2 separate regions of the Mus musculus genome follow, and region 1 is linked to region 2. The links are chromatin contacts, found by Hi-C or POLR2A ChIA-PET in ENCODE. All regions are on one chromosome and are shown on one strand. Each heading gives the region's core, a stretch centred on a gene start or an enhancer-like site at or near the end of the contact. The rest is flanking DNA. Distances are from core to core; before and after follow the strand shown. Region 1 holds the start of Axl (AXL receptor tyrosine kinase). Region 2 holds the start of Hnrnpul1 (heterogeneous nuclear ribonucleoprotein U-like 1).

Region 1 (4,886 bases), core at 109-2,608, 34 kb before region 2:
GCAGGTTAGATGCCGGGGCTGCCACATCACTGAATCAAGATACAAACAGGATGGTGGTTATGGTTAGGACCGAGAGCGAGCAGCTGAGAGGCTTGGAGTTGATCATCAGAGAAGTGGGGAGTCTAGAGGACAGACATGGGGGGGAGGGCTGTCTCAGAAACATCCTCCTAGATCCCAACCAAGAGATGGATTGGAGGCAGGGGGATGGAAGGAGGAGTGGTGGATATGGAGAAGGGCAAAGGGAGAGAGAGAGAGAGAGATGCCAGGAGGTGACATGGGATTCTGTGGTGATCAAAAGCAGCTCAATGATTTGATCAAGAAGCAGCCTGACTAATGAAGAAGAGAACTGGGTACTAGGAGGCCATCTGAGCATGCCCTCTATGGCAAACACCTAGAGGCATAGAAGCAGACATGCAGCAGAGGCTTAATACTGGCTCCGGATCTGCCAGGGCTGGATACAAGAATCCTGAGGCAGAGGAACAACCAGCATGGGTAGCAAAAATCCCGGGCACCTCGTCATCTGGGCCACCCTGTGCAAGAAACTGCATGCACTTTGACCTAGATCATTCTCGCACTAGCCTGCTGCATTAGCAGGGGCTGTCCTCGTCCCCATCTTAAAGCTAGACACACTGAGGTACAGGAAGACAGGCATTTGCCCATTGCCCAAAGTCATGTGGCTGGGCTAGAGCTGGGGTTGTCACTTCAGTCTGCTGCCACCTCTGGATTCCTGTTTCTGTGTTCAAGTGGGCTTCGGTGGGTTTGAGTGTTGATGTGCCCTCAGTGAGTACCCTGATCCCCCATATGCCAGTCCCGCAGTGACCTTCCATTTGTAAGACTTCTCCCCAGGCAAGCTCCTGACCCGGCTCATCTGAGGGTATCTGTGGGCAGGCAGCATGCCATTGCATGTCTCTACCTGTCCCAGCTTCTGTGTCAATGCAGAGAGAGAGAGAGAGAGAGAGAGAGAGAGAGAGAGAGAGAGAGAGAGAGAGAGAGAGAGAGAGAGTCCTTGTTCAAGCTGCGAGTGTGAGGGGAATTGGAGGAGGCCTGGCAGGCTGGGCTGAGGGTGGGGGCCCAGAAAGGGGGGCTGGGGGGCGTCTTGGGCTGAGAGGAGTGGAAATTCTACAGGAATGTTTACCAGACCCTGAGAGTTCAGGGGGACACAGCGCCCATCCTCCTAACTCACCAGCCCAGGATCGGCCTCAGCCACCATGAGCCACCAAGGTCTCCTTCCTCCTCCCCAGCCTCTCTCCAAGGCGCCCAGGCTCCTTTAAGACAAGGCAGATCCCGTACTCTTCACTCCTAGTTAACCCCTCCAAGTCCCAGTGGCCCCAAGGCTGGGGCCCTAGTGGGCGGAGGCAGAGGGGGAGCCAGGGGCGGGGAAAGAAGTCTGGGAGTGAGAGAATGAGGCAGGGTAGCCGGGAAGGCGGCTAGCTGCGGAGGAGTTGAGCCAGCCGAGGGGCTCCCGCTGTGCCAGGCGGGCAGTGCCAAATCCCAGGAGCCCAGGGGTGGGGGGAGGGCCGGGGACAACCCGGCCCTGCCCCCTTTCCTAGCGAGGTGCCCATCAACTTCGGAAGAAAGTTTGGCATCAATCTGAGCTGTTGGTGTCTGGAGGATGGGCAGGGTCCCGCTGGCCTGGTGGTTGGCGCTGTGCTGCTGGGGGTGTGCAGCCCATAAGGGTGAGTGATGGGGTCTCACTGAGGCAGAGACGCCGGCTGATGCGATCCAGGGCAGGGGCAGTGAGGAGGTGGGGGCTGGCTGGCAGGTGTTATGGGTACTGGGCTGGCTTAGGGAGTTTCCTTGGGACGACAGAGTGCTGGCCTGGGCGCGCGCGGGGGGGGGGGCGGGGGGGGCGGCAGAAAGACACAGACTCAAAGAGCCTGGAGTTAGGGAAAGCAACTCAGAGAGGAATAGAAGGACAAGAAACAGTAACCGGGAGGACCAAAAGATGGACTGGGCAGAAAGACAGACAGGAGGAGTTGAGGGAGGGCTGGGGGGTTGAGGAATCTGTGTCCTGAGGAGAGGGACAGAGCTAGAGGGTCCAGATTACAGAAAGGGCTCTTTCCCCAACAAACACAGAGGAAGACTAGAGAAGGAGGGTTTGGGAGTCCTGGGCCCCCTTTGTCACTGCTGTCCCCCTCCACTTGTTCTTGCCCTGCTGGAGTGCTCTCTCTCTCTCTCTCTCTCTCTCTCTCTCTCTCTCTCCCCTCCCCTCCCCTCCCCTCCCCTCCCCTTTCCTTTCCTTCTCTGCTCCGTTTTCTTTTCCTCTATCTCCCAGTCCAGACTGTGAAGTCTCTAGAGACCAGAATGGCAAGGACCGGCCCTGCCAGGCAGTCCAGGGCGTGGGAGGCTGCCAGATCCCAGGCCTTCTTCCTAACAGACTGGACATGAGATGGAAGCCGGACCTCAATCCCCTGGGAAGACTCCTATCCTCTCCCATGCCTCCACCCCACCCCCCTCTGAGGTCACTCTACAACTATGTGGGGTCCTGGCAACCATGGGCAGATAGGGAAGGTGGACCAGAGGAGCAGCGAGCTGCGGGTTTCCTAACCATGCTCCTTACCATCTCCCTGACAGACACACAGACCGAGGCTGGCAGCCCGTTTGTGGGGAACCCAGGGAATATCACAGGTGCCAGAGGACTCACGGGGACACTTCGGTGTGAGCTCCAGGTTCAGGGGGAACCCCCTGAGGTGGTGTGGCTTCGAGATGGACAGATCCTAGAACTGGCTGATAACACCCAGACCCAGGTGCCTCTGGGCGAAGACTGGCAAGATGAATGGAAAGTTGTCAGTCAGCTCAGGTGTGGCACCTGTCACTGACCAGGGAGCTCCATACACACAGCCCTTCCGCACCAAGCCACTGGGCAGCCCCTCCACCTGGGTTGGGAATCTCCACCTGACCACTTACTGGGCACGTGGCTCTGAGCTTGTGATATGACCTCTGGGTTTCGTTTTCCTCTTCTGTAAAAATGAGTTAAAAATAGGACCTACTTCAGCCTCCTATAAGTTTCCTGTCCAGACCCCCTCCCTCTTTCAGTTCTGCTGACCACATCCCAGTGTCCAGCTCTGACCCCCAGCCTCTAAATCCCCCTCTTCCCTTCTAGAATCTCAGCCCTGCAACTTTCAGATGCAGGGGAGTACCAGTGTATGGTGCATCTAGAAGGACGGACCTTTGTGTCTCAGCCGGGCTTTGTAGGGCTGGAAGGTGAGTTCTCGGGTCAGAGCTTATGCGGGGATGACAGGTGAAGAACTCAGAGCTTTTCCCATTGGGACATAAAGTCCAGAGACTTAGGGAATCTTGGTAGTTGGGGAGGCATGGGAGGCCATACATTATGGGGGACAGGTCTATGTCCCAGAGGAGAGAGATTTGGGGAGCTTTTGGATGTCCTGGGGAATCAGATATGCTTGGAGTAGGACCTTCTAGTCTGGGAATCAGCTGCACACAAGTTAATTCTCCCATATTTCCAAGTACCTCACTCCTTCATTAGGAAAGGGATACGAGGAAAGCCAGGCATAGTGATGCACACATATAATTGCCACTTTCAAGAGACTGAGGCAGATGATCTGTAGTTTGAGGCTAGTCTGGGATACATAGAAAGACCCTCAAAAGGAGAAGACCCCGGCATGCTAACACACACCTTTAATCCCAGCACCAAGGAGACAGAGACAGGAGGATCTCTGTGAGTTCAAGGCCAGCCTGGTCTACATAGTGAGTTTCAGGACAGTCAAGGCTCTGTAGAGAGATTGTATCTCAGAGAGATGGGGGGGGGGGAGGGGAAGAGGGGGAGGAAGAGGAAGAGAAAAAGAAAAACAGACAAGGCGAGACTTTTACATGCCCTGGAAAATGTTCAAGGTGGTCAGGCATAGGCTAAACCAGATGTTGGAAGCATGGTCCTAGGCATAAAAGCATAAAGGATCAGATATCTGAAGGTGACGCACGTTTCCTAGGTGACCAGATATAAGGGACAAGTCAAAAACCCTGCAGGGTGGATGTAGTGTTTAGCACCTCCAACATCCTAATGATAATCTGGGGGCCCTGAGAGGGTCAGAGGGAACCAAGTTTCTGTCCTTGACTGCCCAGGTCTCCCGTACTTCCTGGAGGAGCCTGAGGACAAAGCTGTGCCTGCCAACACCCCTTTCAACCTAAGCTGCCAGGCCCAGGGACCCCCGGAACCCGTGACCCTACTCTGGCTTCAAGATGCTGTCCCCCTGGCCCCAGTCACAGGACACAGCTCCCAGCACAGTCTGCAAACTCCAGGTGAGTCTGAGAGTGGGCCAAAGCAGAGCAGCCAGGGCCCTTCATTCGATGTGTCTGTCTACTTGTCTCTGTCTTCTGTCTTATTTCCCTTCCTGTGATTTTTCATCTGTCTGTCTGTTCTCCATCCCTCTGTCTCTCCATCACTGTTTCACTACTTCTGTGTGTGTGCCTCTGTTCACCCCAGCCGCCGCCTCCTCCTCCTCTTCTTCTTCCTCTTCCTCCTCCTCTCCTCCTCCTCCTTCTTCTTCTTCTCTCTCTCTCTCTCTCTCTCTCTCTCTCTCTGCTTACCCCAGCCTCTCTCTGTTCACCCCAGCCTCTCTCTGCTTACCCCAGCCTCTCTCTGTTCACCCCAGCCTCTCTCTGTTTACCCCAGCCTCTCTGTTCACCCCAGCCTCTCTCTGTTCACCCCAGCCTCTCTCTGTTCACCCCAGCCTCTCTCTGTTCACCCCAGCCTCTCTCTCTCTCTCTCTCTGCTCACCCCAGCCTCTCTCTGTTCACCCCAGCCCCCCCTCTCTCTCCTCACCCCAGCTTCTCTCTGTTCACCCCAGCCTCTCTCTGTTCACCCCAGCCTCTCTCTCTCTCCTCCCTCTCTCTCTCTCTCTCTTTCTTTCTCTCTCTCTCTCTCTCTC
Region 2 (5,085 bases), core at 2,386-4,885:
GCTTGTTTCTAGGTCTGCAGCGCTGTTGCTATAGACAGGCCCACTGCTCGAAGGCTCTGAGATTCTATGGCTCTAGATTTTTCTGGCTCTATAATTCGTGGCAATGCTCCCATGGTTTTAGGTTGCACGACTCTGAGATTCCAGGACCTAAGGCTTCTAGACTTTATTTTTCTGGAGCCAGGGGTCCTGTCAGTGGAAGATTGTAGATTTTTAAATTCTAAAGATTCTAGGCATGAAGGTTCTAAGGCATACTGCTTCTCCAGTTTAACAGTTTAGGGCTCATGTTGGAATACTCCAGATCATAATGTTTCAAACTTTTATTTTTTTTAATTTCTAAGACCCCAGTGATGGTCAACTACAGATTCTGAAGCCTTATGACCATAGATTCTTTTATATAAAAATCCTGTATCTCAAGGAAATATGATTCTAGACTCTGAAATTCCAAAGCTTTAAGAGTCTCCAGATGGAGTTTCTAAGCTATGATGTGGTGATAATCTAAAGTTTAGTCCAAGGTTCTAGATTCCTAAGCTTCCACGTCATCTGCTCCCAGGATTCCAGATTATTAAACTCTAAAACTCTAATGTTGGCCTGATCTTCGTCTCAGGCCCTGTAGGATGCTGTGGGTCCTCAGCATCTAAGTCACAAGAGGCTCCAGTTAACGAGGACTAATGAGACACCAAAGTTCTAACCACTTCTAATGCTGGACACCTCTAGGTTCTATGCTGCTTTTTGCCTTTCTAGCACATAATTAAATGCCCAAGAATACATATGTCTAAAGATCTTAAATCTCTAAGCACTATGGAGCCAATGTTTTGAGTGTCTGAGATTCTAAAGGTCCACAGTCTAGAGTATTAGGTACGACTCCAAGGGTGGGCGCTTGTAGCCATCCTAAGTCCTTTCCCTCCTTAAGCACCTATGCTCCTCCTCTCCTTGTGTGGGGTACACCCCACCTTAAGCCTGTGCGATGCACTGGGAATGCCTGCTTTCCTCCAAGGGATGGGTCATCTCCCCTCATTTGGGGCCATGTTGCCCCTTGAGCCAGTCCCCTATGCCTGTTCTGAAGTGTGGACTCTGGTGCCTCCAGAGAGGCTCAGATCACATAAAACTTTTGTCAGTCACTATTCTGTCTCTTGTGTCCATTCAACTGTGCTACGTCCCCTCTCCCTAGAGATTCGGTTTCCCCACTGTGAGAAGAAAGGCTCCTGTAATCCCAACACCTGAGCGGCAAGAGGATGGAAAGTTAGTTGCAGGCCATCGTGGCTTACCTAGAGGGACCCTGACCTCAATAAAAAGAATAAGAAGAGTTTGAGGGACACATGGGAATGTTTTCATTAGTGAGAGTAGACATGAACCATGCACATAGACAAATATATACAACCAAGGAAAGTCAGACTCTCAGAAAGCCCTGAGGAATACTCCCTCTCTGTCAGAGAGAGAGAGAGAGAGAGAGAGAGAGAGACAGAGAGAGAGAGCCAGACAGAGAGAGCGAGCCAGACAGAGAGAGAGAGAGAGGGATGGAGGGAGAGAGCGATCCCCGACAGGGTCTTACACAAACATTCCAAAGTAACAGACATGTGAATTAGTGCACATGCTCAGGCAAACCTAGCCACAAATGCAAAGGCCCAGTTATGCACTCACAGTAACAGAAACATATAAACCCACACTTGTAAATCTGCAAACATCAGCAGGCAGGTACTCACCAGCAATAGGAAGAACCTTTAGTAACAGACACAGAACAAGCATTACACACACTCAAGAATCCAACATGGTGCACATAATCCCGGCGCTTGAGAGGTATAAGCAGAAAGATCAAGACTTCAAGGTTGACCTTGATTTCACAGAGAGATGCAGGCCAGCCTGGGCTACATGAGACTGTCTTAATAAAGAAGAAAATAAACTAACATGCCCAGACTAGTACAAAAGATTCTCACATAGGCAAACATTCAGATTGTTGAGGAAAGATGGACCAGAACACCTCGAACCACAGATGGACAAAGATCCGAGTCTTCACTTTTTCCTAGTCTGTGACTACTACCATTTCAAGAACCCTATGCGGCGCCCGGTCGCCCCCCGGTGGTGGTTCCTGAGAACTGGGTACAGTTCAATCCGGGCCACAAAGTTTTTTTTTTTTTTTTTTCTTTCAAAAAACAAATCATTGTGGTCAGCTGGGAGGAGAGAGGAAGTCCGACGTGGGCGAGGGGCGGGGTGTCTGGACTGGAACCTCGGGCCCACGTGAGTGTCTGTCCCGCTGCTGAGTGGGTGCTGTGTGTCTAGGTTGCTGTGGTGTGAGCTTGTAGCGTGAACTGTCTTAGCTGAGCTTTGTCGCACGATGCTGCATGCTTGTGCCACACCTACACTGCCGTTTGAAGTCTTATCCTGAATTGATGCTTTTGGCCTGTCACGCCTATTCATTTATTGTGGGATGTTTGCGTGTGTCTAATAGAGAGTGTTTGTGGCTTTTGTTGGGAGTTAAGGCTATAGATGTCGGTGCACATTTGCGTTGTGCGTCTCGGTGTTATTTCACTAAGTTTTTGTCTTCTGAGCAAAGGGCGACAGGTGTATGGATTAACACAACCTGTCGTAATTACGGATTCTCGTGTGCGAATTGGTCAGAGTAGACACAGCAAGATTGAGGTTGAGCAACAACGGTTTAATGGATTCGAGATGGAAAGCCGCGAACTTCTGCAGCTATGCCCAGAGCGGGAAGGCTCTATGGTTGCGTGCAGAGTGGCTTGTCTAGCAACCATAGAGAAAGCGCCCTGGGAGGTTGTGCATCAAAGGGAGGGGTGCGATTTACCACACAACTTTTCTCCCGTTGTTAGCCTAGCCCCTGCTTTCAACCCTTCAGCGCTCTCCAGGACCAATTTTGTTGTTGTTGTTTCTCATAAAGGCAACTGGGTTTCTAACAAACGATGAGTAACAGATCCACTTGATTTTCATTCCGTATTATACCCTGCTGTACGGAGAACTTTGAGAGGCAAGCCTCTCAAGAATGGCCAATCTAGTTCGCTTTTTCTAAAGCGCTCAAGCTCTGGCAGTGGTGAAATATAACAGTAACTGCGATTGGCGAACAGGTTGTTTTGAAACCGCCCTAACGGCAAGGGGCGGGGCCTCGGTGAATTAATCTCCTTCCGGTTCCCGAAAGGCAACAGGAAAGACGAGGGTTGGCCGGCCTCTTCCCGCCGCATTTGATTGGTTGTGGTGGTTTTACCCGCTTGGCCTCCGCGAGGGGGCGTGAGATGAAGACCAGTTAGAATGTGTTTTACAGAGAGTCTGAGGGAAGCACGGCGCGGAGAGACTGGGCGGTTGTTCTGAGATCTGGCTGCTAATGGCTCCAAGTCGTTACTCCCTTTCCTTCATTTGACTGTACCGCAGCGGGCGCGCGAGCGCTACCCAATCAGCGCTTGCTCCGCCTCTCGCCTTTTCCCGCCCTCCACTCTGGCCGCGACTTCAACGTAGGCTAACGCTTCCTCTTAGGCAGCTCCTGAGCCCTCTAGTACCGTTCTTTTGAAAGCCACACTGTGATTGGCTTGGTTCCCGGGCCCGCGCCCGTTGCCCCATGCGCTGACCAATTGAGACTCGTTTTACATCGTACGGTCCGGGCAAGGGGGAGGAGGCGGCGGCGGCCATCTTGAGCCGCCGCCGCCATTGGAGTGGCCCCCCCTTTTCCCCCTTCGCCTCCTGACAGGCAAGGTTTAGGGGGGACAGAGCCCTGGGAGGCCGGGCCAGGCTCGGGGGCCGCCCCGGGGGCCCGGGCCATGGATGTGCGTCGCCTGAAGGTGAACGAACTTCGCGAGGAGCTGCAGCGCCGCGGCCTGGACACTCGCGGCCTGAAGGCCGAGCTTGCTGAGCGGCTGCTGGCGGCGCTAGAGGCCGAGGAGCCCGAAGACGAACGGGAGCTCGAGGCTGACGACGATCCGGGGTTACCTGGGCACAACAACGAGGAGGTCGAGACCGAGGGGGGCTCCGAGCTGGAGGGGACCGCGCAGCCACCGCCGCCCGGGCTGCAGCCGCACCCGGAGCCCGGCGGCTACTCGGGGCCGGACGGACATTGTGAGAGTGCGCGGGGCGGGGGACCGGGGAGCCTGGAGTCCGGGCCGAGGACGGGCTGTGGGACGCGGGAGCTCGACTCCACAGAGATCCAGGAGATGGTCTGAGGAGCCAGGGATCCTGCCACCTGCCGTTGTAAAGGATCTGCGGCCAGGGCCTCGGGGCAGCCTGAGGGCGGATCCTGGCCTTCGGTGCAAGGAAAACCGTGTGGAGGGGGATGGATTTTATTTTAAGGCGACCAGGGTCCTAGCGGGCGGGCGGGGAGGATTTTATATCCTGGGATTCGGAGACTGGAAACTGCTTTGGGGTTCTGTTTTGTGGCTTTGAGTTGGAAAAAGTCGGAAGAACTAGACGTTTTAGGGAAAGGGGTGTCGGGGGGCGGCGTCTTGGAAAATGAGAGATTCTAGCCGAGCGGTGAGCTGACAGCTTGGGGTAGCCATGCTAGTCCACCGTTTGGGCTGAGTCTCAAAAGCTGGATTTTCAGGTAGCGGAAGAATGGCCTAGGGTGCAGGTCAGGGAGAATTTTAAGGGTAGAAGATCTTTGATTTTCTTCACGGATGGGATAAGATCTGCTTAGTGCTGGGGGTGGACTGGCACTTTGGACCTACGGGTGTCCAAGGCTGGGAAGAGTCTCCCAAAACATGGACTGAACTCTCCAGTGTGTGCCAGGTGGCCTTTTAGGAGGTAATGAAAGACCAGCAGATTTGGAAACCCCTATCCCCAACTCCTACATTTCCTCGAGGTTACAGGGTCAACCTTGAGGGCAGGTACAACTTGTATGTTTGGTACTGGGAGGTCTAGGCTATCTAGTTGGCTTCCAGAGGAGATTTGGGATCTAAATGGTGACAAGAAAGGACAGAATCTTCTCATGGACAAAGAAACTAGAGGGCCTAGAATTGGAAGGACTCAGGTTAGTACTCTGTGGTTTCTGCTGAGTGGCCTTGCATTCTTAACTATGGGTAGTTTTTGAAACAGGAGTTGTGGGGAATGAGTTGGTAACTCTGGTGGGACCCTTGTGTGTGCCAGGGATCATGT

What was found. A loop is a pair of places that touch in the nucleus more often than their neighbours do. ChIA-PET counts read pairs that join two places held with the same protein, here RNA polymerase II (POLR2A).
Region 1: a map of mouse trophoblast stem cell shows a loop between it and region 2 (3-fold over the local background). The contact joins the promoter of Axl here to the promoter of Hnrnpul1 in region 2. A Hi-C loop is called at or near these places in 6 of 37 maps with a recorded cell type or tissue (Patski, gastrocnemius, heart and 2 more). POLR2A ChIA-PET finds 5 or more read pairs at or near these places in 4 of 5 experiments (Patski and embryonic stem cell).

Annotation. Positions count from the first base shown.
Region 1 is chr7:25,785,205-25,790,090 of GRCm38, reverse strand. It overlaps Axl (AXL receptor tyrosine kinase), which reads left to right and starts at 1,358. Exons shown (of 20, transcript NM_009465.4): 1 at 1,358-1,676; 2 at 2,575-2,800; 3 at 3,104-3,204; 4 at 4,081-4,257. The coding sequence starts at 1,613.
Region 2 is chr7:25,753,309-25,758,393 of GRCm38, reverse strand. Hnrnpul1 (heterogeneous nuclear ribonucleoprotein U-like 1) reads left to right here and starts at 3,635. Exons shown (of 15, transcript NM_144922.3): 1 at 3,635-4,053. The coding sequence starts at 3,759. Axl (AXL receptor tyrosine kinase) reads left to right here. Exons shown (of 20, transcript NM_009465.4): 20 at 1-1,894.